Linked DNA regions of Homo sapiens: region 2 is linked to region 1. A link is an interaction called in ENCODE POLR2A ChIA-PET data of the cell type or tissue named here. Cell type or tissue: Panc1. All regions are shown on one strand. Each heading gives the region's core, and the rest is flanking DNA. Links, peaks and the distances in the headings are about the cores only. Region 1 has its middle 19 kb from the start of CITED2. Region 2 has its middle 32 kb from the start of FILNC1.

Region 1 (2,821 bases), core at 182-2,681:
AAAAAAAAAAAAAAGAAAAGAAAAGAAAAGAAAGAAAGAAAGAAAAAAAGAAACACACAGAGAGAGGAACACTTGTGAATGGTTCAATCTGGAAGTATAAAAAGGGGAGAAAACAAATACATACATGGATCATAGGTCAGATGTAAGAGATAAGGTTTAATGGCTAACACTAAGATGACTTGCACTATGGCTGTTTTGTAAGTAGGTATTGGAGGAGATTTTTTTAAAGTGTGAAACATTATGAAAACCTCCTCTCCCTCCTCTCCATGGAAAAAAACTATACGTGCTCTGTGTGTGTGTGTGTGTGTGTGTGTGTTTGGTATGTGGGGTGTGTGTGTGTGTGTGTGTTTGGTATGTGGGGTGTGTGTGTGTGTATGGTGTGGGGTGTGTGTGTGTGTATGGTGTGGGGTGTGTGTGTGTATGGTGTGGTGTATGTGTGTGTGTGTATTTTAAACAAAGCACAAGAAACCAGCACAGAACATCTTCACAGTAATTTTCTATCTAAAATGTGGCAGGACAAGAATAAAGAGACCTACACTTAAAAAAAAAACTTATGGCAGAAATAGCCTGGGTGAAATATGGGAGGAAGCAATTGAAGACCTTCAGGGGAAGATTTTCCTTGGTCAACATATGGAAAGTTATTGTTTCACAGTGAATAAGCAACTAGAACATAAAAATCTATCCCTCTACTAGAGTTGTTCATCAAAGGGACATTGTAGCAAGCCAAAAAAAAAATTTTTTTTTGTAACATTAAAACTGTTCTCCAGTACTTTTTCACTTATGTCATTCAATGCCCTTCTAGGATAACTCACATGACGAATTTCTCTCAGCTACGAGTAAAAAAAATCATTTATCTTTCCTAATAAACTAGTAGTCCTTTCCTTATTGGACACTGAAAGCTACATAATACAACATATTTCTCCCTTTGCCTTGGCTACCAGGAAGCGCTAAGAAAATTTGCATCCCCCAGGATTCACTGAAACCATTATCCATTGCTCCTCTTCTTTTGTAGTTTGTCTTGTTTTATTTTTGTGTTAAGATTCCTTAATTATATGTTTTGAAAAGCTGTTATTTCATTCAAAGTTGGAAAGAGAGAATGGAAAGAAGAGTATTTTTCACCTTTCCATCTAGGATAGTGCTGATTATTATGTCCTGTCCTTAAAGTGGAGAAAAGAGGGATGAAAGGTTAAAGAATTTGGGAGCAGTTTCTCTAGATTTGGAGAAACAAAACACAACCCTTGCTTGGAAAAGCTTAACTTCTGTCCAAAGTCCTACTCTACTCTACTGTCTTTTAAAAGCAATAAACAAGAATAGAAAGCCTTACAGTGTTGAAGTCAGGTCGATTTCACCTGAAACCCCAGCTGTGCCACCTGGGAACTGAGTGACTTCAGTCAAATCACTTACCCTCTCTGGGCCTCAGATAGTAACACCATTTGAGCAGAGTTGACGTTGAGATTCAATAAGACAATGTATATGAAAGCCAATGGCATACTCTAAGGCTCCTACAGTCATTCAGCAAGTATGGTCTCTCCTTTCTTCCTTCTTTTACTTCCCCCAATGGTATACTGTTTTTCTGTTTCTGAGTCATTAGACACAGTGCTGTGTTAAGTAAAGAATGCAGTGTAATTGATGCCAGCCAAAAGCCATCACTAAAGACCTCTTTTTTTACAGCTTACATTTTATGTTTTAGGGAGGGAAGGGAAGGATTCTTAACCAATTGAATTAATTAATAATTAACTTTCCTTTCCTTTCTTTTTTTTGAGACAGGATCTCACTCTGTTGCCTAGGCTGGAGTGCATGGAGTACAGTGGTGCAATCATGGCTCACTGCAGCCTCTACCTCCTGGGCTCAGGCGATTTTCCTGCCTCAGCCTCCCTACTAGCTGGGACTACATGCACACACTACCACACCTGGCTAATTTTTCTGTTTTGTTTTGTTTTGTTTTTGAGACAGAGTCTCGCTCTGTCACCCAGGCTGGAGTGCAGTGGCGCGATCTCGGCTCACTGCAAGCTCCGCCTCCCGGATTCATGCCATTCTCCTGCCTCAGCCTCCCGAGTAGCTGAAACTACAGGAGCCTGCCACCATGCCCTACTAATTTTTTGTATTTTTAGTAGAGACGGGGTGTCACCGTGTGAGCCAGGATGGTCTCGATCTTCTGACCTAGTGATCCACCTGCCTCGGCCTCCCAAAGTGTTGGGATTACAGGCGTGAGCCACCACGCCCGGCCCAAAGTCTTGTTCTTTTATGGGTTGTGTGTGTGTGTGTGTGTGTGTGTGTGTGTGTGTGCGCGCGCATGGTTTGTTTGTTTATTTGTTTTTAGAGACAGGGTCTCACTCTGTTGCCCAGACTGGAGTGCAGTGTCACTATCATACCTCACTGCAGCCTTGAACTCCTGGGCTCAAGCAAAGTCTTGCTCTTTCAATTCCACTTAACATGGGTTCCATGCTGACCATCTGCCTTTGGTTAACGCCTCTTTCTTCAGATATCTCACTGGACTTCAGCTTTCGTAGCTAACATTCTGATCATTGATTGCTGCTTTGCACCTTTTTGAAAGCAGTTTCATTCCTCTGTTGTCAACCAGAGTGCCTCCCCAAGCTCACAGCCCAGCCATTGATTAGAAATAGGTGCCTCCTGTTGTCCCAGCCATACCTGTATTGACAGACTCTTGAGCTATTTCTCTAGATAGCTAATCTCAGGGGCATGGCCCATTCTAGTTTCGCTCCCTTTCAGAGGGTGGACTATAGGTCTATTCACACCTCAAAATTCCAGTGATGCTGACCTCACTTGTACATTCCAGAAATTAAAAGAGCCTTGTAATAAA
Region 2 (2,821 bases), core at 167-2,666, 350 kb before region 1:
TCTCAATGTTTCCAACACTGTAGATGTTCTTTGGCTTCTAGTAAAAATAATTCCTATACCATGGTGCTCTCCTGAGATTTCAAGACTCCTACACACTGAAACAGCCCTCATTTTCCCAAGATTTGACAAGGAACATCATCTCATCATCACCCTGAAGAGCCCCTGAAGGACATGGGGCAAGGTAGCCAAAAGTCCAATATGCCATGTGAATTAATGCTCTGGAGCCCAGCTTACTGCCATCCTAATGCAAATGTTATAATAAAATATTAAACTGTATGTGTAATTGATGCTTACTTTATAGTAAGTCAGGGTCTTGCTTGTTTGAATAAAATTCATTATTTACAATTTTCTACTAGAAGTGATTTCTTTGTTGATATCTCCCCTAATTGTTCAAACCGTATAACACATTTTCCTAGGGAGCATTTAAATAATTACAATATTCCTCTTGGTTTAGAGTTAGCATCTAGGTTTCTGATAGACAGTGTTATAAATATTCTTTTTTGCATAATGAAAAATGCCTACATCTATGTTATTCAGAGATATTTATAGACAGATATATTTAGTCTAAGTCATGTTCTACCCATTATAGTAAGGAACCCAAGTTCTAGATCTTGCATATCTGAATTCTACTACCATTTATTCAGGGCTCCAGAAGACTATGGTCTATGTTTAGAATAAAGGGCATATGCAAGTAGAGTACATTTTGTCCACTTAATTTGTCTAAGTTATCACAATTTAAAATATTAGCATCATTTACATTGAAAAGCAATATAAAGGTTGGAAAGTATACTCTCAGTGTCACTGCCTTTGTAGTGCAGGAGGCTGCAGGTAAATTGACATAACCTGGAAAATTTGTCAAGTCATTCACTCAGTGGAGGGAAAAACCCATGAGAGGATCCTCTTGGTTACTCACTGCAGTAATATATAAACCTCCTTGCAAAAGAAGACGAGAGAAGGAGGCCTATTTCTCTCCATTCAGGAGTACATGCAATTCCAAAATACAAAAAAGGAAATTCATGCTTACTGATCTAAGTTCTTTTCTACCACTCACAAACCATCTGAAGAGCTGAACTTTTTAGAATTGTTATTTACTTATGTCGTAGATAACCTAATAACGAATAAAGACTAAGAGTCACACAATCTCACCCAAAAGAAAAGTGTTTTAGGCAAGACATTAAATTTTCTGGCCCTTGTTCAACTACAAGTCAACTGGGAGATTAGTCATTGTAAAAAAAAAAAAAAAAAGGAAAGATGTTTCTTAATAATTTTGTATATTTGGGTATGGAGAAGATATAATTATTAGTGTATTGCTTTGCTGATTAAAAATTATAAAATAAAACCAAGTAATTTAATCATATGAAAGTGTATATTTAAGCCATTTGATTTTTCTCAGTATTTTTTTATTTCTGATGAACAACGCTACCCCAAAAGCATTAATCATGTTACCCTTTATTTAATAAGTACACTGAACCATGTGACATCTATTGATGTCCTTTTTTAGTTTTTAAATATGCACTGTTAATTGGCTTTTTGCATTATAATTATTCATAACATCTTTAAGAGCAAATACTATTTCTCACACTACTTTGTATCTTTCCAGAACACCTAAAATACTGTCTCCAAAAATTATTCATTTGCTTGGCCGGGCGCAGTAGCTCACGTCTCTGATCCCAGCACTTTGGGAGGCCAACGCAGGTGAATCACTTGAGGCCAGGAGTTCAAGATTAGCCTGGACAACATGGTGAAACCCCATCTCTACTAAAAATAAAAAAAAAATAGCTGGGTATGGTGGCACACGCCTGTAATCCCAACTACTTGGGAGGCTGAGGCATGAGAATCCTTTGAACTCGGGAGGCAGAGGTTGCAGTGAACCAAGATGATGCCACTGCACTCCAGCCTGGGCAGTACAGCAAGATTCTGCCTCAAAAAAAAAAAAATCATTCATTCACTTATTCATTGAACAGTCTATGTGTTCACCATGTGCCAGGAGCTGGGGATGTAGTTCTTGCCCTCAGAAAGCTTGAAATAACTGACCTCTGAAACAGACGGAAGGAGCCCTAGCCCAGATCACCTGAAACAGGGGATAGGGGACACAGATGAATGTCAAGGAAGTCTATGTAAAGCAGGTGATGCTGGTTTCTTTTCTGGAAAAACAAATGAGTAGGAATTCTCAATGGAAGGCAGGTGGGCAACTGTTGCACAGGGGGCTTTATACATAGTAAGCACTTGATAAATAATTATCTACTTGTTCTGGAATCAGCAGTACTGACTTGAAATCAGTGACCTTTCAACCCTGAGAATCTATGGGTCTCTGACTTTTTTAAGTCATTAAAGGCCTATTTATTAAGTCAATGCTTCAGGCTTTCTTGTCACCAAAGACCATGTTTCTTCACTAACAGAACAGAAAACAGGACTTCTTTTTAAGAAAAGGAAGAAACACCCTCAGGCTTGATGTCCATATGTCCATTCTAAAAGTAATATACAGTAATTTGGGCATTTTTGAAAAATGAAGAAAAAGGAAAGGAAAAAAATCATACATCCCACTACTAATAGTCATTGTTAATAAAAATTGGTGCATTTCTTTCCCGTCTTTATTTTGCAAAGTTTTTGATTTATAATTTTTACATAGTTGCAATGGTATTAATTAACAGTGCATATTTTAAAAGTTAAACCCACAGTACTAGATGTCACACAGCACAATGTGCTGAATTGTTAATTAAATGGTAGCACATTATTACTTTAGGAATTGCTTCTTTCATGGGAAACCAAAAGTAAGCTTTTATATTAACATTATGACAAAGCATCATTATAAGTATCAGTT

What was found. ChIA-PET counts read pairs that join two places held together with the same protein. Peaks named below come from ENCODE experiments on the same cell type or tissue, not always from the same donor. Only the 100,000 strongest peaks of a DNase experiment are listed, where the experiment ranks them.
Region 2: POLR2A ChIA-PET joins it to region 1 with 14 read pairs; 2 of 35 experiments call an interaction of 5 or more read pairs at or near these places.

The regions. Positions count from the first base shown.
Region 1 is chr6:139,391,752-139,394,572 of GRCh38, reverse strand. No RefSeq gene overlaps it. Among named protein-coding and RNA genes, the nearest start is that of CITED2, 19 kb to the right of the region's middle. In Panc1, for the core only: no CTCF peak of the experiment used is centred there; no DNase peak of the experiment used is centred there.
Region 2 is chr6:139,737,342-139,740,162 of GRCh38, reverse strand. No RefSeq gene overlaps it. Among named protein-coding and RNA genes, the nearest start is that of FILNC1, 32 kb to the left of the region's middle. In Panc1, for the core only: no CTCF peak of the experiment used is centred there; no DNase peak of the experiment used is centred there; H3K27ac peaks cover 528 bases.